Linked DNA regions of Homo sapiens: region 2 is linked to region 1. The links are chromatin loops, found by intact Hi-C in ENCODE. Cell type or tissue: endothelial cell of umbilical vein. All regions are shown on one strand. Each heading gives the region's core, and the rest is flanking DNA. Links, peaks and the distances in the headings are about the cores only.

Region 1 (11,413 bases), core at 1,292-9,291:
GGCTGTCCTAGCAAAGTACCCTGGACTCAGTGGTTTAAATGACAGAACTGTCCCGGGTCTGGAGGTTGGAAGTCCCAGGCCAAGGTGCAAGTGGGGCTGGTTCCTGCTGAGCCCCGAGGAAGGCACGGCCCAGGCCTCCGCCTGGCTCCTAGGGATGGCCAGCAGTCTTTGGCATTCCTTGGCTTGTAGAAGCATCACCCTGGGGTCTGTCTTCCTCTTCACACATCATCTCACTGCATGCGGATCTGTGTCCACATTTCTTCTTTCTATAGGACACCAGGCATAGTGGATTAGGGGCCCACCTTACTCCTGCATGACCTCATCCTAACTTAACTAATTATACCTGCAGCAGCCCTAGATCCCCATAAGGTCCCCATCTGAGGTACTGGGGGTTAGGACAACATACGCATTTGGCAGAGGGCAGGAAGGGGAACATAATTCAACCCGTGACACTTTGTAACAGAACCCTCTTTTTGATTGAGGTGGCAATGTGGCCAGCCAGAAATGCTTCTCAAAACTCAGCTCTGGCTGGGCGTTGTGGCTCATGCCTGTAATCCCAGCACTTTGGGAGGCCAAGGCAGGTGGATCACTTGAAGCCAGGAGTTTGAGACCAGCCTGGGCAACATGGCAAAACCCCATCTCTACAAAAATTAGCCAGACATAATGGCACGCAACTGTGGTCCTAGTTACTTAGAGGTTGAAGTGGGATAATTGCTTGAGCCCGGGAGGGTGAGGCTGCAATGAGCTGTAACTGCACCACTACACTCCAGCCTGGGCGACAGAGTGAGACCCTATCTCAAAACAAACAAACAAACAAACGAAAACCCAGCTCTAACAAATGAGATGTAAGTGAAATGCTATTGGGTGGGGCTTCTGGAAAAAAGACTCGTGTACCTCTTCCCCCTTGCCCCTTCTTCCCTCCTCAGCATGGATGTGATTCAGGAGGCAGAGCAGCCACAATGAGGCTGAAGCCACAAGCTATAAATGGAGGCAGAAGCCAGAAGGAATCCAGGCTCAGGATGACTTTTTTGAGCCACTACACTATCTCTAAACTAATTCCTTTTCACCTGAGAAAAATAAACTTTTCTTCATTTGAGTCAGTGGTTGTCAACCAGGAACAATTTCCTGCCCCCAGGAGACATGTGGCAATGTATGGAGACATTTTTGGTTGTCACCATTAGGGGTGGTCCTACTGGTATCTGGTGGGTGGAGGCAGGGATGCTCCTTAATGCCCTGCGGCGCACAGGACAGCCCCCAGAACAAAGAATTATCAAGCCCCACATGCAATCGTGCTGTGGTGGAGAGACCCTTGCTGAAGTCACTGCTGACAGGTTTTTATACATGAAATCCAAACAGACAGAGGGAGTGCAGCAGGGCCAGAAGAAGAACTGGCAGCAGGAACTGGAAACATTGGGAATGAAACTGGATTTTCTCCTGTTCTCCGGGGTCACCCAGCCTCCCCTTTCCGTTTCTCTCTGCAAGCCTATGCTATTCTTTTCTCTGCTGAGCAGGGCTCTTTGCTCCTTGGTAAGTCCGTAGCCAAATGCAATGTTCCTGCATCCCCTGAGTGTATGTGTCCTCTGTTGAAACTGCAGTTGAAGCTGACTTGTATCTCTGAATCCAGATGCCTAATTCCTGGAATACAGAGTTTGACTGGCCCATCTTGAGTCAGGTAAATTAACTTTGCTTGGGGAAGCAGGTCATGTAGCTAAATGTGGCTGCTATGTCCCTGGCTTAGGGGGTGGAAGGAGAGGCTAGAAGAAGGAGTTTGCTAAAAATGGGGGTCACTGGCTGAGAAGGCTGCCCAGTAGGTGTCTTCTTCAAGGAGGGACACAATTTCTCAGTTTTTATTCTTCCTAGTGCCCAGCACAGTGCCTTACAAACAGTAAGTGCTCAGTGAACAATTGAGGGGTGGTTGAGATGAGAAGAAAATAGCAAAATGCTCTGTATCTGAGGCCCTGTGGCATCATATCATTTATCCAGGAGCCCCAGGTGCTGGATGGTTAGGAAGGCCCCTCTTCCCGATCAGTCTACAAATATTGGTCCAGTACCATATGGTAAGTGCCTTCCATGCACACCTGCTCCACATATATTTACTATTTTTTTTCTGGGTTTCCAGAATTCTTTGACACCTGTAGCATATTTACTGTAGTTTATTATTATTATTTTTTTACACATTGACATTTGGACCCAGTGTTTCAAATGTAAAACTCCTTACCTAGAAAGTTATCAGAAGTTAAATAAAAATACAGGCTGGGCTCAGTGACTTTCGCCTGTAATCCCAGCACTTTCGGAGGCGGGTGGATCGCTTGAGCTCAGGAGTTCAGCCTACGCAAAAACTCCGTCTCTAAAAAAAGTACAAAAATTAGCTGGGTGTGGTGGCGCATGCCTGTAATCCCAACTACTCGGGAGGCTGAGGCAGGAGGATTGCTCAAACCCAGGAGGCGGAGGTTGCACTGACCCAGATCAGCCACTGCACTCCAGCCTGGGTGACAGAGCGAGATCCTGACTCCAAAAAACAAAGAATACAATGAGCATATTATTTGCTAACAACTAACATTGTTTAAAGATAAATGTATCCCCTGTCTCTCAGCTCTTTGGGCACTGTAAATATTTTGTAATTTAGTCTTTAAGCCCCTCCCCCCTGCCCACTTCCACCCGCCCAGCTCCTCTGGGGCCAGGCCTCTTCCTTTCTGCTCTCACACCACCCCTCTAAACTGGTCTGTCAGTCTGTCCGGTTGTCAGGGCTGACTGGCTGACTTGATAAACTTGTTCCACCAAAGGCGTTTCCCCCTGGGCAATTCGTTTCTTTCCCAACTCTCTCCCCGCAGACCCTGGAGGATGGTTTGTGTCTTAACAGGAGCATTCCAAGGACAAAATCTAATGACGCAGTGGTGGCAGGAGTTTTGTTCATGGACACAGGTCAGTGGGGAAGAGCATTTTAATGTAGGGCCTTTCCCAGCAGTCACCAAATCTTCATAGTAATCCCCACGAGTTGAGCACCTCCATGTGCCAGACACTATGATATGCACTTACAGTGGCACAGCCTCACAAACACCCTAAAAGATGGACATTAGCATCTGCATTTTGCAAATAGGAGCAGAGGGTCACAGAGCTTAAACAATGTTCTTCCTCAAGGCAGCAAAACAAATAAGAACCAGCCCTGAGGTCCAAACCCGGAGTCTTTTCTTTCAACCCGTGCAACCTCCCTACCCCTCCTTATATCCCATTGGCCTCTCACCGTGTTCTACGAGACCACAGCCCTTCGAGAGTAGACATGCATGTCCCCAGCCAGCCCAGAAGGAGATCACAGTAGCTACTTCCAGGTGGCGGAGGAAGGGCCCTGTCAGCCACAGGCCTTCTGCAGTCTCCCTCCTTGTCTCTCATGGACAGTCCCTGGAGGAACTGCTGCGTCCATGGCCACATCCCAATGTCCCATCTGCAGTTACCAAGAGAAGACTTGCTAAGATGTTCAGGGAAGAAAGGACATCATTCAGTGCTAGAACAGATTCGCCAACACCACAGCTCTTCTCCTGCCTCTGTGTCTCAACATTCAGACTGAAACTCTGAGTTCTGCAGCCCAGGAAGAGACTCCAGGAAACTGGGGGCCACTGTGCCTGCAGGCTCGTTTTCAGTCCCACCCCTCAGCCCTCCCAAGAAAATCCATAGAGAGTATCCTTCAGCATTTGTGACAGGGGAACCAGGGGACCCTCAGAATCAAAAACCCGTGGCCAGGCTGAAACCTCACACTTCACTTTCCCTAGAAATACCTACATTGAAAGAAGTTTTGCAAATCAAATCATAAGTATGTTGGAATTAATGATATACTATTAAATCCACTGTGGTGGCAAAGTCTTGGAAAATGAACTTTGTGTAATTTTTAAAAACACACTTCAACTCATCTCTTTCTTTTCTTTCTTTTTTTTCTTTTCCTTTTTTTTTTTTTTTTTTAGGCACTGGCACGATCTCATCTCACTGCAGCCTCCACCACCAGGGTTCAAGCAATTCTCCTGCCTCAGCCTCCCTAGTAGCTGGGATTATAGGCGTGCACCACCATGCCCAGCTAATTTTTGTATTTTTAGTAGAGATGGGGTTTCGCCACGTTGGCCAGGCTGGTCTTGAACTCCTGACCTGAGGTTATCTGCCCGCCTTGGCCTCTCAAAGTGCTTGGATTACAGGCGTGAGCCACCACACCGGGCCGTCACCTCATTCTCTTTACTTTCTATACCATCCTCTGAATGTTTGAAGGTGAGGCACATTCTCAGGCCAAAAATCTTTGCCAAAACCCAAGTTTAAAAAAACTAAGAAAAATTTGGTAAACTGGAATTCCTGACCTTTCCTAAACATCGTCAGCAATGAGTCTCAGCCCTTATCTTTCTGCCTGAAGAGCTCAGGGCTCTTCAGGGTCAGGAGTGAGGAAACCGGAAGAGGATGAAGAATGCGGGGTGCTAATGAGATCACTTCTGTCCTGTAGTTGGAAACCCGGCAAGAGTCAGAAGATCTGGGGCAAGAAATGAACCGAAATCTTCACTGAGTGCAGCAGCCACAAGCTTGATGACAGAGCCTGTGTATTTCACTCCAAGGCTGCACGTGTCTGTAAGAACGGGCCTCGCCCATCTTATGCAATTTGCATAGGAATCTGAGGAATATCAGCAACTCTATACAATAACTAAACAAATTTTTTTCAGAGTAAAAATTTGTTATGGAGCTTAAATAAAGACTGACAAAACATTGCATTCCTTTTTCCTTGAGCTTCTTTCAGACTAGCGGGCATCAGAATGTATAATAATGGAGCTCTCTTTGGAAAATGGTGACAAGGCTAAGGTTTCTGATTATAGCTACAAATGCTTTAAATAGCGATCATAATTAATTATTAAGAGACGTAGTCTTCCTTTACACATAGAAGACTAAAACCTTAAGGAAAAAATAGGAGATGTCGGTACATGATCTCTTCTAAGGCACTAGAGCTTTACGTGGGATTAATGTCGGTCAGCGTTTTAGGAATGGAGATGTCACTTTTGAGGAAGTGTCTCCAGGAGGTGTACTTGCCCTCACAAAGTCATGATGAAGGAAATGCTGTGCTTTTCTTTGAACTGGTGCTACCCAATGCTGGGGGAAGAGGAGGAAGATCAGACACTTGCTCCGTGTATCTCCTCTCTGTGGTTTGCAGAAGACATGTGCCAGACACAGGAGAAACTGTCTACTCATTAGCAGAGACACTAAAGGGTCTAGACGGTGCCCAACGGGGGTGGCATGTGGTATATAAAGGGGTGAAGAAAGGAATGCAGCTTGCTAGATTCATTTCCCTTTTCGATTTTCGGCAGGCTGACTCTCATTTCCCCAAAGGACATGCAGAGTTGGCATGGAGGCTCCCAGCCTGGCCGGCCCCTGGCAGGAGCTGTGGACAAAACTCTGAAATGTGGGGCTAAATGTTCAGAAACAGCAAATGCTGATAACTCCTCCAGACCTGCTGGCATTCTGCCTCCTGGCCACTCACTCCAACAGCGTGGGAGGACCGGGTAGGGGACAGACTGAGGGAAGCCTGTGCAGGCATTCATGTGTGCAGAAGTACTGGTTTGCACACGCATCTGCGTGTGGCTGTGTAGGCTGTGCTGTGTTAGCAAGAAGAAAGAAGATCACGGAGAGCATTCAGACGCCCTTCAGCTGGACATTCAGCTTTTTCTTCTTCTTCTTTTTCTTCTTCTTCTTTTTCTTCTTCTTCTTCTTCTTCTTTTTTTTTTTTTTTTTTTTTTTTTTGCCTGCTTGGCTGCAAAAGTCCAGAGGAAGTGAATCCACACTTGCTGATGACCTCATTTCCACCGCTTCCCAGCAACCCCGCCAGCCTCTCAGGGGGAGGCTTATTCAGCCAGCCACTGGGGACTGCAGGGAATGGAGACTGGGGAGAGCAGGCCTGCAGCTGCACCCCAATTCCACTCCGCCAACCCCTACTCCCACCTCTCCCATCACGGGTTGCAGCTGGCCTCGTCATTCTTAAGAAAAGGGACTCAGGTGATAGTCAGACCGAGTGATGAGGGATCTAAGCAGACAGGATCCAGCCGACAGGCCGTGGTTGTAAGTTCTGTGCAGAGAGACTGGACTGTGACAGGAACAAGTTTCCTGTGAGCATGCCATGGAAATTAGTCACCCAACAGAATCAGCAAAACATCTATTATTGATGATATTTGCCAAACTGGAGACAAATTGAGTGCTTTGTCCTGAACCAGGGATGATGATATGTGACTTTTATTAAATCAATAGATCAATTTAAAGCCAATAAGTGAACTTCCAGAGATTGATCAAAGCCATGGATAACCCAGGGAGCTGAAAGGTCAACTCCCCACGAAACAGCAGCTTGTGAACAGCGGAGACAGCCTGTGACTTTGCAGAAAGTTAAACACCGCATTCTTTTCCTTTCTCCTCTTATTCCTTCAGTTTCAGAGAAAAGTAGAAACACGCTGTATTGTGCAGCTATGTATGTGGCACGTGCATTGTTTAAAAATGTCATAGGCACTGCTGGACCCTGGGGAGAGAAACTCTGTGACGTTCAAGTGCTTTACACCAACAAGGCCCCTCCAGGCACATTCCCACGTCCTTCAATATTCATATTTGTAATTTGTCGCCCTTATACAGATTAGAAAGTTGAGGTTCCTGGAGGGGCTAAGTGACCATGCTTGAAATGGGAGGGAGAAACGTGAAGCACAGATGTGGGTATGATTCACAAACTTGCTGCCAAGGAAGGCCACAGTGTTGCACACAGGCAGGAGTTCCCCGCGGGCCTGCACTGGATCGGAAGCTGCAGACTTAGAATCGCCTCCGGGTTGGCCCCGCCCCCTCCTGCTTGGCCCCGCCCCCTCCTGCTCCCCGCCCGGTGCCACCCTCCTCCCCAGGCCTCTAGGGTAGAGCCAGCTGGGAACTGTTTCTCTACATACACACAGCACTTGTGTGCACACACACAGAAACACATGCTCACACACACACAGACACACACACGCGCACACGCAAACACATAAACACACACTCCTACATATCACACACTTGCATGCATCATCACACACTCCCATAATCACACACACACACACTCACACACACAAAACCACATAAAAACACACATACACACTCACACCCACAAAACCACATAAAAACACACATACACACTCTCACGCACAAAATCACATTCATACACCATAGATATACACACTAACACACACACAAATACATAACTACATACACACAATCACACATTCACAGACATCATCACACACATACAGACTAACATATACATAAACACGCATAAACACACACATAAAAACATAACACACGCACATAAACATACACACAGAGACACTCATGCACAGACACATAAACACACACTCGCAGACATACACACACAAAAACACACACAGAGACACCCTCATACACTCACACACATAAACACACACAGACACTCATGCACTCTCACAGTAAACACTCCCACACACAGACACTCACGAACACACTCTGTCACACACAGAGAACACAGGGCCATCCCAGCAGCACTCAGTGAAGACTGCGGGGCTGCATCCCGCTCCTCACGCTCACCCCATCCCGCCCTCCTGCGCAGCAGGCTCAGGTCACAATGCAGAGATTGAAAAACGCCATTTTCATGTGAACATTCAGAGAGGAACAGAGAATGTTAGTACAGGACACACAGTGGCAATACTGAAATGAGAAAAAGTACTAGATTCTGCTGGGCATGGTGGCTCATGCCTGCAATCCCAGCCCTTTGGAAGTCTGAGGTGGGTGGATAACTTCAGGTCAGGAGTTCAAGACAAGCCTGGCCAACATGGAAAAACCCCGCCTCCACTGAAAATACAAAAATTAGCTGGGTGAGGTGGCGCATGCCTGTAATCCCAGCTACTAGGGAGGCTGAGGCAGGAGAATCGCTTGAATCCGGGGGGTGGAGGTTGCAGTGAGCCGAGATTGCGCCACTGCACTCCAGCCTGGGCAACAGGAGTGAGACTCCGTCTCAAAAATAAATAAATAAATAAATAAATAAATAAATAAATAAATAAATAAATGAAAAAGTACTAGATTCTGAGAATGGCCTTTCTGTATATTAAAGGAAAAGACATTGCTTGAGGGAGCTTGGTAAGAGTGGCGACCAATCGTGAAGAAGAAAAGGAAATACCATGACAGCTTCTTTTTTTGAGACACAGTCTTGCTCTGTCGCCCGGGCTGGAATGCAGTGGCGCCATCTCTGCTCACCGCAACTTCTGCCTCCCAGGTTCAAGCGAGTCTCCTGCCCCACCCTCCTGAGTAGCTGGGATTACAGGTGCGTGCCACCATGCCCGACTAATTTTTGTATTTTTAGTAAAGACGAGGTTTCACCATGTTGACCTGGCTGGTCTCGAACTCCTGACCTCAGGCGATCCGCCCACCTCGGCCTCCCAAAGTGCTGGGATTACAGGCATGAACCACTGCGCCCGGCCAGACAGCTTCTTTTAAAGCTTGTATCTGGAGAAGGGTATATCTTTGAAGTGTGGGTTGGGTTTACCAAGTACAAACTGTGCTCTGAAAACTTAAAGGCTTTTTTGATAGTGTTATGGAACTCACAGATCAAGGGCACAATGTCGATATTCTATTTCATGCTTGTTCGGCAGGGCCTCTCCTATGGGGCCTTGTGGGGCTCTCTTTGCACAGTTAGCTCACGTTGGCTTGGGTGCATCTCAGGCTGGTGGATCAGGCCCTCAGGTGAGAGGAGGCCACGTGGGTGCTGATCACGCAGACAGTGTGAGTCCTGGTGTCCTGAAGAGATGGCTCCAGGGGCACTGCAGGGTCTGCGTTTGAAACTGTCTACTGTAGAGAAAGATCAAATCCTGATCAGGCAGCACCAACTTTCAGTCAGTCCACCGTGAAGGTCGCACATTTAACAAACTGAAAAATTAACATTTTTAACTGGGCACTCATTGTGTCAAGTAACACTTCATCAAGCTTCGTGTTTAGAAGAAAAGTTGTTCAATTAACACTTTACCGAACTCCTTGTGTATAAATAAGAAGTTGTTAAAGGACTCAGAGCCGGAACCCACAAAGCCTACATTCAAATAAGGTACCGAAAACAAGAATTACAGAAACAGAAGAAACATATTCTTTATGGCTGTTCAGAAATGTCAAGGAGTCGCTAAAATAGCTGGGGTGATGTGGAGGCCTCAAGACAATTTGAATCAAAAGCCTCTTCAAGGAGTGTGAAGAAGAGTGGGAGGGATGTGAGTTTGTGTCCAGGAGAAAGGAGGGAATGCCAAACAGAACATCTCGCATGAAGCAAGCTGAGAGGCAAGAGTGGCAAGTGCCCCGTGACAGGACGAGTTTGGGGAGAAGACAGAAGAGCCAGCTTGGACTTCATCTGCACCTTAGGTGGGAAGGGACTCCAGTGGAGAGCTGTGGAGGTCTGGGCCAAGAGCTGCAGGTTTTATTTGAATGGAAATGACAGACATTGAGACTTCCAAGGAAAATGGTCCAAGGGCCAGGGAAGTTCTGCGGACACAGGATGAGGGAGGGCGTCACCTTCGGAAGTTCTGGAAGTGGAATCACCTGCTGTGCGAATGGGAGATGGAAACAGGTGACGGGAAGCCGCTTCACCGGCGGGTCAGAGACGGGCTGAATCCTGGGGACAAAAGAAACTCTCAGATAGCCCAGAAGTTATTAGTCCAGGCTTCAGGGGTGGCAGGAGTCTGGTAATAGAGACACAGAGAAAAGATGGGTGCACGAGAGCAGCCTAATGCGGATCTTGGATTTAGATGTGTATAGCTTGAAATGCGAGTGGATTTCTAAGTGGAGATTTCCTACCCCCGCCCCCCTGCCAAAAAAGTTATAAATTACGGCTGGGCTCAGTGTAGGTGAGTACAGTAGAAACCATGGCCTTGGAAGTACCAGGCTCTGGCACTGTGTTTGCCCTCACACTGTGGCAGAAGAGACTTGGGTGCCCAAGACACAGCTTCGACAGCTGCGGAAGCCCAGCCTGGGGGCTTGCCTAGCCCACAAGTAGGAAGATCCGTGGTCGATCCAATTCAGTGGAAGAATGCTGATTATTGCATTGATCCTTACTGTCAGAGGTCACCAGTAGAATTCCACTGGATTCTTGCTCTTGTCCTACAGGACAATTTTTGTTAAAAAAAAAAAAAAAAATATATATATATATATATATATATATATATATATACATTCTTTATGCTCCCTTCTCTCTCTCTCTCTCTTTTTGAGACAAGGTCTCACTCTGTTGTCCAGGCTGGAGTGCAACGGCACCATCTCAGCTCACTGCAGCCTCAAACTCCTGGGTCAAGTGATCCTCCCACCTCAGCCTCCCAAGTAGCTGGGACTACAGGTGTTCACCACCACACCCGGCTAATTTTTTAGATTTTTATAGAGACAGGGTCTCCCTGTGTTGCCCAGGCTGTTCTTGAACTCTTGGGCTCAAGCGATCTTTCCACCTCGGCCTCCCAAAGTGCTGGGATTATACACATGAGCCACCACACCCAGCTTCTTTTTATTTTTAATAATTTTGGAGGGAATAGTCTTAGATATACAGAATAATCATGAACATTCTACATTTGTTGTCATGTTTCCTTAGTCTCCCCTGCTCTGTGACTTCTCATCTTGTTTTTGGTGACCTTGACAATCTTGAGCACTACTGGTCAGTTACTGTGTAGAATGTCCCTCGACTTGTTTTTCTTTTCTGATGTTTTTCTCATGAATAGACTGCAGTTAATGGGTTTGGGAGGAAGATGCAGAGGTAAAGTGTCATTCTTGTCACGTCACACCAAGGGTACATGCTCTCTGTGTGGTTGGCCACTGATGACATCGGCCTTGGTCCTCTAGCTGAGGAAGTGTTTGCCAGGTTTGTCCAGAGTAGCTACTTTTTTCCTCCTCCCTACGCTATCTTTGGAAACATGTCACTAAGTCCAGCCACCCTCAGGGCACAGGTAGGGTGGTGGGTGAAATCACACTCCACAACTTGGACGGGAAATATCTATGTAAATAATTTGGAATTCTATTATAAGAAATATGTGTTCCTTCTCTCCCATTTATTTATTCAATCATGTATTTATGTCAATGTGAGCTCATATATTTGCTGTATTCTTTACGTTATGACACAGTACTATGTTAGTTTCTTTTTTGCTCAAATTCTTACAGCGTTGGCCATGGGGAGATTTTTCAGGTTGGCTCTTGCGCCCCTCTGACATGCCCCATCCTCGTGTTATTCAAGGGCTTTCTTGCTTTTTGCCACTTCAAGATCCTGCAGGCTCATCCTGTATTTTCCCTGACCCAGCCCTAGAATGAGCCATTTCTCCAAAGAGCCCTGGTTCCCCTCACTGGAGAATTGTGTTTGGAAACCAAGATGTGGGCTCAAGATGTGCTTGAGGCGGCTGCACTTCCTTGC
Region 2 (11,413 bases), core at 1,402-9,401, 70 kb before region 1:
TCCTCTAATAATTTTCACTACTCTTTCCTGTATTTTTTTCTTATTATATCAATGCTATGCTGGCTTTTGTTTCAAATTATTCACTATCACATAAGTCATATTTTCCAGCTAATTGAAAGAGCTTGCTTGAGAGAAGGAGAGTCAACTCCATGAAGATAGATTATTCCTATGTTATTGAATTACCTGGGAAGAATTATCTTCCCAAATCAACCTAGCAGGGCATCCACCCTCAGCCTGCACTGCGCATCCTTGTTTTGGGATCTGTTGGTCTGTCCTGAGGTTCATCCTTTGCACTGGAAGCTTCTGAGTGAGCCCTCCCTCCAGAGGCAGAGATTGTTTTCGCTCGGGTCTGCTGCCACCTGGCCAGCTGGCCCTTCCTTCACCAAGCGTCTCTGCTCCACTTCCACTCTGCATGGCCTCTGCTCAGTCTCCTTTCCATCCTCCCAGATCTAGCAGCTCATGCTGTGTGCATGGGATGTGGAGTTATCACTTTAGGGAGTGAGTCTGCCACCTCTAGAAGCTGTGTTGTTGCTGCCGTGTCCTGAGCCCTGCCTCCTCTGAACGTCCTGCTCTGCACCCCCATGCTAGCACCACCACAGTTCCCCAGTTGTGGCTCTTGAGCTGGCCCCACCTGTCTGGGCTGTCTCAACAGTTTTGGGTTTGCCTGGATTTCACTGCATCTTGAGCTGGTAGGGGTTATACTGTGCACCACCCCATAGGCACACACAGAGCCAGGCAGTGTGGTGAACAAAGGCAAATGTTCAATGAACACTCATTTCAAGGTCTTCACTCTAAATGAGAAGATCCCATCTATCCCATGTTGTCTTAGTCTGCTCAGGCTGCCATAGCCAAACACCAGAGACTGAGCGGCTGGAACCACAAAAATGTATAATCTCACATTTGTGGAGACAGGAAGTCCAAGATCAAGGTTCGGCCAATTTAGTATCTGGGGAGGGCTCTTTTCCTGGCTTGCAGGTGACCACCTTCTCACTGTGCACTCACATGGCCTTTCCTGGATGCATGTGCACAGGGAGAGAGCGGGAGCAAGCTTTCTGGCACCTCCTTATAAGAACATGAATCCTATTAGATCATCTGACCTCGTTTGGACTTAATTTCTTCCTTAGAGGTCCCATCTCCAGATACAGCCACACTGGGGGTTAGGACTTCAACATATGAATTTGGGGAACACAAACATTGGTTTATAACACATGTAAACCACAACTTATGGCAGGAAATGATGTCATGAGAAGTAGAATTAAAATCACCAAGGAGGGAATGGAAGAGAAGATGCTCCTTCCCGTCAGATTATGAAAAGGGTATCATTTGAACTGAGATGAGCAAGATGGGTAGGCTTTGTGCATCCGGAGATGGGGGGATGCTCCAGGTGCAGAAGCCAGTGCAAGCACAAGTGGGCAAACATAAGGCACTAGACTCTGGGCTGGAGCGGTGGAGAGGTGGGGCCAGCTCAAGAGCCACAACTGGGGACCTGTGGTGGTGCGAGCTTGGGGGTGCAGAGCAGGACGTTCAGAGGAGGCAGGGCTCAAGAAACGGCAGCAAGGCTACTGGGAAAAACACCCTCAGGAGTGAGGAAGAGCAGATCATTGCCATTGAAGAAGCCCTTGGCTCCTGTGGAGAGATCTGAGACTTTGCCTCAGCACAGTCCTCAAAGGTATCTGCATGGGATGGAAGTGGGGTGGCAGCAGCTGGCATGGCTGGAGCTGTACCTTAGAAAGGGTAAGCTTGCAACACAATGTAAAATACATTGGACAGTAAGGCCAGATCAAAACATTGGCGTACAACTGCTAAAAAATAACAATAGCCAAAAATCAAGATGAATTTTTTTTTTTGCTATATGAAATCTAGATAGTGTACATTTAATTTCATTTAATTTCAGAAGTAGAAATCTATAGCAAGATCTCTAGTAAATGAACCTTCAAATTTATCATTATGAAGACAAAATTTAAACATCTTATATTCAATAATTACCAATTCTAAGCAAAATTCAGAATCCATAGAGTAATAATATATAATTGAAATACAGTGTATATGAGTCAGGCTACATTGAGCTAATCTTTTGATCTAGTAATTCAACAGCATAGGAAAAGGAATGAGGCCCACCCAATTTTGGCATGCATTCCAAATTCAATTAACTTTAACCGATATCTTGACAGCATTCTTTCCTTTCTTATTAAAACAAAATCTCTTAAATGTTCAAGATAAAATCAGATGAGTATCATGTGCACAAGAAGCAGATCAAGTTTTTCAAGAATCTTTAAAAATAATGTAGATTAAATCAATAGAAATAGAAGCATTAATTTGAATATTCAGAACTTTTTTAAAATTATTGTTTGGGTCACTTGAAAAAAAGGGCAATTTTCTTTTCCTTATTGAATAAAGCATTTGGATAATATTAAGACATTTAAAGTAAGCCACCAGAGAAGAAAAATTTCACCATAGTTACGCTCATTGTAAGTCAAAGACTTTGAGGTGATATACAAATTATGCTGATGTTAATATACACACAGACTTAAGAAAAAGAAATTTTCCCACCCCACCAAGTAATTAGCAGGTCAAATCTGTCCTCTTAGAGCCAAAAAGTGAAAATCTAAATGAAGTCCTTGGTCAAGAAGTCTTGACTGAAAAGCTACCTCCTGTGTCTCCAATTTACCCCCTACAAAAATATTTATTTCTCTTATCTCTTTATCAAAAGAAATTCATCTGGGCCAGGTGCAGTGGCTTAGGCCTGTAATCCCAGTACTTTGGGAGGACGAGGCAGGTGGATCACCTGAGGTCAGGAGTTCGAGACCAGCCTGACCAACATGGTGAAACCCCATCTCTACTAAAAATACAAAAAATTAGCTGGGCATGGTGGTGTGCGCCTGTAATCCCACCTACTTGGGAAGCTGAGGCAGGAGAATCACTTGAAACTGGGAGGTGGAGGTTGAAATGAGCTGAGATCACACCACTGCACTCCAGCATGGGCAACAAGAGTGAAACTCCATCTCAAAAAAAAAAAAAAAAGAAAAGAAATTCATCTTAAAGGTTTTGGATTTAGCCATGACAAGGCTTACACCATCCAGTGTGTACTTTTCTTCACTTTCTTTTAGACATAAAAAACAATGGGAAACAACAATTTCTTTCTGCAAACACATGGCCCCAAATTGCTCAATCATCAAGCCCTTCTACAAGGAAAGCCTTTGCACCCATTGCTACAATGACCTGCCACTGGGGCAAATTTTGTGTAAACATGTAAATTTTAGTGGTTATCATTTTATTAAAAAAAGAAGCTCTTGAATGTTTTTTACTACTGATTCTTGGCATTCTGTGTCTTTTGTGTATGTATAATTTAAAAATCACTTTGAGCATTTATGCACATTACTATATGACATGATAATTTTCATGCAAAAAATCAAAATCAAGTTTTAGATTAATTTAAAGGGTATCTGTAATATACACTCAGTTTATAAATGTGGGTGATGTGAATGTAAAGAGACAGACATGACCTTTCCTGACTCTGGTTGGTGGCAGATGTGTATTTTAGTGTCTGAGCTTTCCAGCCATGAACACAACATTCCTGATGATTTCCAAAAAGCGCTTAACTCGAAGATGTGGAAATTGCAATGAAGGAATCAGTCCTTCTAACTTGTAGCCAGCAATTATATATCCAAAAAGATTGGAACTAGGGATCAAACCTGAACAAAGAAATAGATATGCAATTTGATTAAGATTATGTTTTTCAGATTAGGATGCCATAAACACAATGTTATGGATAAATCAATGTGTTAGGTTTTTCCAATAAAAACAAATTTAGGGCCGGGCGCGGTGGCTCACGCCTGTAATCCCAGCACTTTGGGAGGCCGAGGCGGGTGGATCATGAGGTCAGGAGATCGAGACCATCCTGGCTAACAAGGTGAAACCCCGTCTCTACTAAAAATACAAAAAAATTAGCCGGGCGCGGTGGCGGGCGCCTGTAGTCCCAGCTACTCGGGAGGCTGAGGCAGGAGAATGGCGTGAACCCGGGAAGCGGAGCTTGCAGTGAGCCGAGATTGTGCCACTGCAGTCCGCAGTCCGGCCTGGGCGACAGAGCGAGACTCCGTCTCAAAAAAAAAAAAAAAAAAAATTTAGGCCAGATGCGGTGGCTCACACCTGTGATCCCAGCACTTTGGGAGGCCAAGGCCGGTAGATCACTTGAGGTCAGGAATTTGAGGCCAGCTTGACCAATGTGGTGAAACCCCATCTCTACTAAAAATACAAACTTAGCTGGGCATGGCGGTGCATGCCTGTAATCCCAGCTACTTGGGAGACTGAGGCAGGAGAATCGCTCAAACCCAAGAGGCAGAGGTTGCAGTGAGCCAAGATCAAACCATTGCACTCCAGCCTGGGCAACAAGAGCAAAACTCTGTCTCAAAAAAAAAAATTAAATAGGGTTTAATAAACAGATTTATTTTGAATTTTTAATTATTGCAATCCAAAGAATTATACAATTATAAAACTGTAGGTTTTCTGGAAGATTATCTTGTCCCTCTTGCCATCCTGCATAAAAACAAGCCAAGGTTCAGAGAGTTTGCTGCCAGCCCGGGGCCAGGCCAGCAGCTGCTGGACGTTCTGACCTCAGTCCCAGACTGTCAGCTCCTTTAGAGGGGAGTCATCTTCCGTTCCAGCCGGTATCACTGCCCTCTGGCCCCACAGAGTTCACGGGCATGAATTTCTTCCATGCACATGCTGAAGAACAGTGGTCTGGCAGAGAGCCTTGAACTAGGAACTGGGAGATGTGAGTGATTATTAGAAAATTGCTCATTAAAGCTCATAGTGTGTTTAACAGATTAATGTTATTTTATTTTAGATATTTTTATTTTAGATTTTTAAAACCATCTTATTCTAGATGTTTTAAAGCAAGAAATAAAACCGGTATTGAAACACATGACATCACATAAGTGCTCTTCCAGCATCTTGATGGTATTTGAGTTCTGGATGTCCAGAGCCGCCCCCAACCCCCGCTCCCCGCCTCCCTTCTGATGCCTCTCAGGGACTCGGCCTTCATGTGTCCAAAGGCAAATTCCTGCCCTTCTATCTCCTCAAGCCTTTGTCCTCCCCTGTTGCCCCTGCTAAAGCTGTTGCCATCTATCCCTTTGCACAAGAGAAATACAGGTATCCCTCTCTCTCACTTTATCAAATTCAACACCATGTTCTAGCTGTTTTTTAATTTTCCAAAATAGGTCTTCATTTCTCTACCACCCTAAACCAAGCCACTATCATCACATTGCCTGGGGCAGTGCAGTAGCCATTGACCTTCACACCCATCAAATATTGTCCAAACAGCAGCCTCGACTCAAAATCAGTCATGCACTGGTCCACTTGAGCCTTCCTTGGCCTCCTTTTGGCCCTTAGAATAAGGTGACCACCCATCCCAGGGACCTCAGGGCCAGCATCACCTGACTCCTGCCTGCTTGTCCAGCCTCCCCCAGACACCCCTCTCCCCACCCCACCTGCAACTCCACCGGACTCATCTCTGCTTCTGAACAGATCCAACTCTCCCCTACCGCAGGGCCTTTGCGCAAACCCTTCTCTTTGCCTGTGATCCTTTACGCCCCTGTCTCCTTCCTTGTTCGTCCCTCCCGCTTCCCCTGACACATCCCCACTCGGGCAGCACCCCCACCCCGCCAGCCCCAGTCCAGGCTAGATCTCCCGTCTAAGCTCCCACAGCACAGTAGCAGTGATGATTTATTTAAAGCTCCTCTTCCCTGCTAGAGTGAATCCCCATGAGGTCAAAGACCGGATCTTTTCTGTCAACCACTGTATCCTCAGTTCCTAGCACAATCCTGACATCTTTAATCTCTGCTTCACATCATGGCGGGAGAAGCCAAAGGGCCCCGGAGATATTTGCCAGAGAAGCAATTAGGAAAATGGCCCAGCCCAGAGAGCTGGAGCAGAAATGAAGTCCAAGGAAAAGAATGCACCGTCCGTGATGGGGAAGGAATAATAACCACAGCTCCTGCACAGGCAGAGCAGCTCGGATGCCTGTGTCATAAGGAGCAGAGCTGTCATGGATGCATATACTATGTGCGGCTCTGTATAAATTCCTCTCAGGTAGATGACAGCATCTAGCAAAGAACATTGCCCACAGTAGGTGCACCATCCGCCTCGACCGGTTTGATTTGACTGTAGACTCTGAAAGGAGCCTCACTGTTCAGCTAGGCTGCTGGAAGGGACTGAATGACTCCATCCCTTCATGACAGAGGCTCCTTGTCTTGAACTTGGAGGAAAATGCTCTATTGCATGGTTCTGTCGTGTAAATCACTTTTAAAAATTATTCTTCCCTCTATAAAAGTATGCATATTTTGGAGCATGATCTATCTTTATGCAAGTGGAGGGGTGAACGGAATATTTCATCAGGATAACCATTTACTGACAATTCATGCTATTTTATAGTCCATGTCTTTTGGAATGGATGGGAGTTTGTTATTCAGTGGTTTATAAAATCTTCCAGACTGAATGATGAGCTCACATCTGTTACAATTGGTATGGAAAGTAAAACTGGCGTGAGTTGTCCATAAATATTTATTGTCAGGAAATATCAGTATGTACAGCTGTTTTTAGGAAAATAATGCCTATTTTATTATTGATACATAAAGTGGGACATTTATGTTTACTACCCATAATAACACAGGTAGTAATAAAACAATATTCTGTAAAGAGTATCAGAGAGGCAGAAACAAAGATGAAATTTTGGTTTCTAAAGCAAGTTTTACAAAAACATTATTTAAAGACCATACTACTATTCTCAATCCCTTTCAAAGTGTTAAAAAACTTTAAGTCAGTCAAGAATTGGCAACTAATTTTCAGAATCAATAATATGATCATAATTTCTGCCATAGAAAATGGCTTTGCTGTCAAAGACCATCTTGAGAACAGGCAGTATATCCATGCTGAATTCAACAGTTCTTACCTCCTAATGTGAGCCTTGGTCATCTGGAAAGAAACAGGCTCCTTACTGAGTTCCATATCGTCCCTTCCTGCTCCCCAAAAGGCTTTTTTGAGGGAAAACTTTCCGCAACAGGTCACTTTAAAACTACATAAATATGTATATGTGGTATGTAAGTGTATGGATGTTTATGTACATGTGTGTATGTATATGCATATGTGTATTTATGTGTGTGTTTATGTGTACACGTGTAGATGTATGTGCATATATGTAGGTGTGTATTTGTATATGGATATGTATGTGACTGTGGATGTGTGCTTGCATATGTGTAGATATGTGTATATGTGTTTGTGTATCTGTATATATGTATATGTACATATGTGAATGTGTGTATGTGCGTGTGTGTGTGTGTGTCTTCCCTCAAAGACCATCTGATTATTTTTCCCATGCAGCAGATAGTACATGAGTAGTTTGCACCTAACTTTTAAAAGTCTTATGCGTATGGTTGGTGGCTGTCGGAACGAAAGTGATTTTTCAGGACAATGTCAGGCTGCAGAATCAAGGGCCCTGAGGAGAGAAATGGCAGGCAAATGCTGGGGTCGCATTTGCTTTGGTGTTCCTTGCAGGTCAAAAAGACAGCAAGCTCTTGCCTTTCACTTTGCAAAATCTGAACAACGTTTTGGAAACCTGGTCCCCACTGCTCTTACAGAAGGGAAAGGGACCCCTCACCAGGAAGAGCCAGTTTCCCAACCCCAGAAGCCGGGGACCCTCAGCCCTCCCAGCAGCCTTCGCCGCCACGTTTGTCCCCACAGGCCGCACACACGGCCATGCTCACCTCCTCCTGCGGAGGCTGCCCAGGCCCCTCACAGCCCGCAGGATCTGGGTCACACCTGAGCCAGCTCTGGGGACACTTCGAGGCTCTGCATTTCTTACATGTTTCTTTTCAATCCTGACCTTCTCTTAGATCACCCCAAAGGGACACCCCGAGCCCTGACCATTTACACAGATAGTCTTTTAACACTTGGAATGGAAGCATTTGAGCAAAGAACACCAGAAACAGAACACCAGCCAGTCTCCTGCCAGATGGATGACATTATTTTCCACTCATTTAACAGAGAAAAATAATTGAACGAGGAACCGGGGTACATGTGTTGCTCTGAGTGTGGCGTGCGCAGTTGGGAAACCTCAGAACGGTGTGGCCCGACCGTGGCCATGCTGAGGGTTTTGTGGTCTGGAGGTTCCTGGAGATTTTCAGGATCTCACATTCAGAATCCCACATTTTCAGAAACACCACAGAAGAAGCTATTTATTTGGCTTTGTTGTTTTCTTAAAAATTAAGGAAATGATTTGGAGAGACTAGGCCTCCGGGTTCTTGCTTTTCTTTTCCCCACAGAATTTAGACATTATTCAAACATTTATTCTGTATCATCTTTTTAGTTTGTTTTTCAAAAAAGACATTTATCTTGTGATAATGGCTAGTTGCAGAAGCTCAGTGAGATTCTCAGGTTTTCTTAATTGCAATTTCGTCTCATGCGCTTGAAATGCCAAGCACTAATGGTGTTTGAAGTGGGGCTGGCGTCTGATTCACCTTCAGAGTTATCTTGAGCTTTCAGCCACAAGAATTTTAAACCTGACAGTGGTAAAGAAATGCCCTTCTTTCCTGATTGCTCCGTGTGCGTGGTATTCTGTAACCGAGGTCATTAAAGGTAGACGTCACAGTGGCAAGAGCCCGACAGGCCTGTCTCCTGGTGTGCCACCTCCATACTTTGGGACTTACCTGTTACAGTTTCTTGGCCTTGATTTCCTCATCTGAAAAACAGGAGAATAAGCTCTGTTAAGCAGGATCAGTACAAGGATTAGATTCACTTATTAACATTCTCCTACATTTGAAATTCTAAATGAGCACAAAAGAGTTTCGCGACTGTCATACCTTTGAATGGGAACTAATAAAACTAAAAATCCCATGTTGCCAAGTTTATAATGCTGATTCATTTTATGCATCACTTTGCCTGAAGTTTCAGCATAAAATGTGCTCTCGATTATCTAAGAAAAATAATGCATAGAGAACTTTTTATGACCAAATACTCGTCTATACCACTCAACACTTTTGAATGGCTTTCCCAATTACCTTCCCGGAATATACAGGGACCATAAATTAGTTCTACAGAATATCTAAAATAACTACAATTTAGGGGGTATGTGTGTAGCAAAACATCATGGAATGCACTCTAAAGAGAAATACATGTGAATTCAGATTGCATGTTCTTCAGGAGGGACTTATTCAGATGCGGCCCTTCCTTAGTGCAATTAACTGTGAACTGCCACAGTGAGATCAGAAGGTCGTGCCCAGCAAAGGTGAAACACAGTGATAAAAGCAGTCCCTCCATCAGCGAGGACAGGCTCAAGGTCAGCCAGTTGCCATTGAGATGCTAGACTGTGGCATGCAGATGGGAGCCTGGAACTGGTCGCTGGAAACCACACCAACAAATTTGGAATTCCGTGCACTGATATCTACCCCACATGAGCAGAAACTGAGTTTGGCCGTGGACCGACTGAACCCTGCGCCAGTTCCCATGTGTCAGGACTCGCTGGTGTGCAGAGTATTTGCTGCGGCTTTGATCTCATTGTTTTAGTTTACTGGCTCTCCTGATTTGGCATTAAATGCGTTAGAACCTAATCAGTTCCAAGATGGCTTTCACGATGCGGTTCCTTTTCCTAACTATTTCCAAATCAATTCACTTAGGGACATTATAGGTTAAGAGTAGTTGTTGTTCTCATATGAATCTTGAGTCAGTTTTTCTTTTGTAAATAACTTCATTCTTTTTCATTGACCTCCTCAATATTTATTTCTAAATATTTTTAATTTTTTAAAATACTTAAGATTTCATTTGAAATAGAATTAAATGAAAGTTAAGGAAGCCTTATCATGAATCCAGTTCTGCAATGTCATTCTATTAATAGCTGCAGTCTAAATACCAGTCCCAGCCATCACAGCATGTCCATCGGGTAAATCCTCACTACGTGTGGCGCATGTTGTCCTCCCCAGCCCTGTACTAGTCCAGGAGGGAGTTATTCTGCTCCCTGCTTTACCTATGAGGAAATGAAGACCGGGAGTGGGGACAGGGGGAGCTGGTGCCAGGGCAGGGACAGAGCTTGTGCCCCCCACCTTGACCACAGCACCACTCAGTCCTCTTCTGTTTTTTTTTTCTTTTTCTTTTTTATTTTATTTTATTTTGAGGTGGAGTTTCACTCTTGTTGCCCAGGCTGGAGTGCAGTGGTGCCATCTCGGCTCACCGCAACCTCCGCCTCCCAGGTTCAAGTGATTCTCCTGCCTCAGCCTCCCGAGTAGCTGGGATTACAGGCATGCACCACCACACTTGGCTAATTTTGTATTTTTAGTAGAGACTGGGTTGGTCAGTTTATAATGACCACGTTAGTCAGTCTGGTCTCGAACTCCTGACCTCAGATGATCTGCCCACTTCGGCCTCCCAGAGTGCTGGGATTACAGGCATGAGCCACCACGCCCGGCCTCAGTCCTCTTCCAGTTACCCACTACCCTACCCAGAAGTCACGGCCAATCCCCACCCTGTGCCAACTCCAAATTCACTTAATTATCATACGCACATGTGCGCATGCACGCGCGCGCGCGCACACACACACACACACACACACACACACACACACACACACACACAGCAATCACTGAGTGACCATCTTAATGGGGATTGGGTTACATTCATAACCTATTTTGTAGGAGAGAATTTTCCAAGGGACCAAAAACGTTGACCAGACCCAAATCTAAAAAGTATTGCTGCCCCTGCGCCTGTGAAAATGCAAGGGACTGAGCCAATGGGAAGAAGGTGGGGAGAAGGGGCTGAGCGCCCCGCAGCCTGCCCCCACCCCTGGACCTGCGGCTGCCTCCACTTACTCCTGGGAACCTGGGCAAACCACTTCACTTCTCCAAGCCTCCATTGCCTCAACTTTCAGTAAGGATGCTAATCATAGCACCTGCCTCACAGTTGAGTTACTAAGATTAGATGAAATAATGCATTTAGGCACAGTTCAGCTCCTGGCACTAGAAAATATTCAACGGTGTTAGCACTGTCGCTATTACTGTGTCATGACTCAATGGGAGAGCACTTAAGCTAGTGCCTTCCACACAATGGTCACTTAAAAATGTCCTTAGTTAAATGAAATCGGATGCGCATGAGTTCAGCGTGAGGTCCGGGTCAGGGAGAGGAAGGGGCATTGGCGGGTAGGGTTGCGTCGGTGGGGCCTCCTCTCTGCCTCTGACTGGCCTCTTTGCCCCTCTGCTTTCCTGGTCAAAGGTTCGTAAGCAAACGGTTTCTCCCACTCCTCGGAACATGGACTTCCTTTCTGGAAGGCACTGGCCTGGCCATTTACCTCAAATGCCGGTGTTCCTGGCTTCAGTGCCCGGCTGCCCAGCGGCCTCTCCCTGAGTCTGGGTTCTCAGGTTTCTGCTCCGCCTCT

The links. A loop is a pair of places that touch in the nucleus more often than their neighbours do. Peaks named below come from ENCODE experiments on the same cell type or tissue, not always from the same donor. Only the 100,000 strongest peaks of a DNase experiment are listed, where the experiment ranks them.
Region 2: it touches region 1 in a loop (5-fold over the local background); 2 of 110 quality-filtered maps call a loop at or near these places.

Annotation. Positions count from the first base shown.
Region 1 is chr6:163,349,784-163,361,196 of GRCh38, forward strand. No RefSeq gene overlaps it. Among named protein-coding and RNA genes, the nearest start is that of DKFZp451B082, 8.5 kb to the left of the region's middle. In endothelial cell of umbilical vein, for the core only: no CTCF peak of the experiment used is centred there; DNase peaks (open chromatin) are centred at 4,448, 5,558, 5,848 and 6,738; H3K4me3 peaks cover 265 bases; H3K27ac peaks cover 3,207 bases.
Region 2 is chr6:163,279,708-163,291,120 of GRCh38, forward strand. All of the region lies in intron 4 of PACRG (parkin coregulated), which reads left to right. Among named protein-coding and RNA genes, the nearest start is that of PACRG-AS1, 39 kb to the right of the region's middle. RefSeq lists an enhancer at 11,166-11,413. In endothelial cell of umbilical vein, for the core only: no CTCF peak of the experiment used is centred there; a DNase peak (open chromatin) is centred at 4,674; H3K27ac peaks cover 596 bases.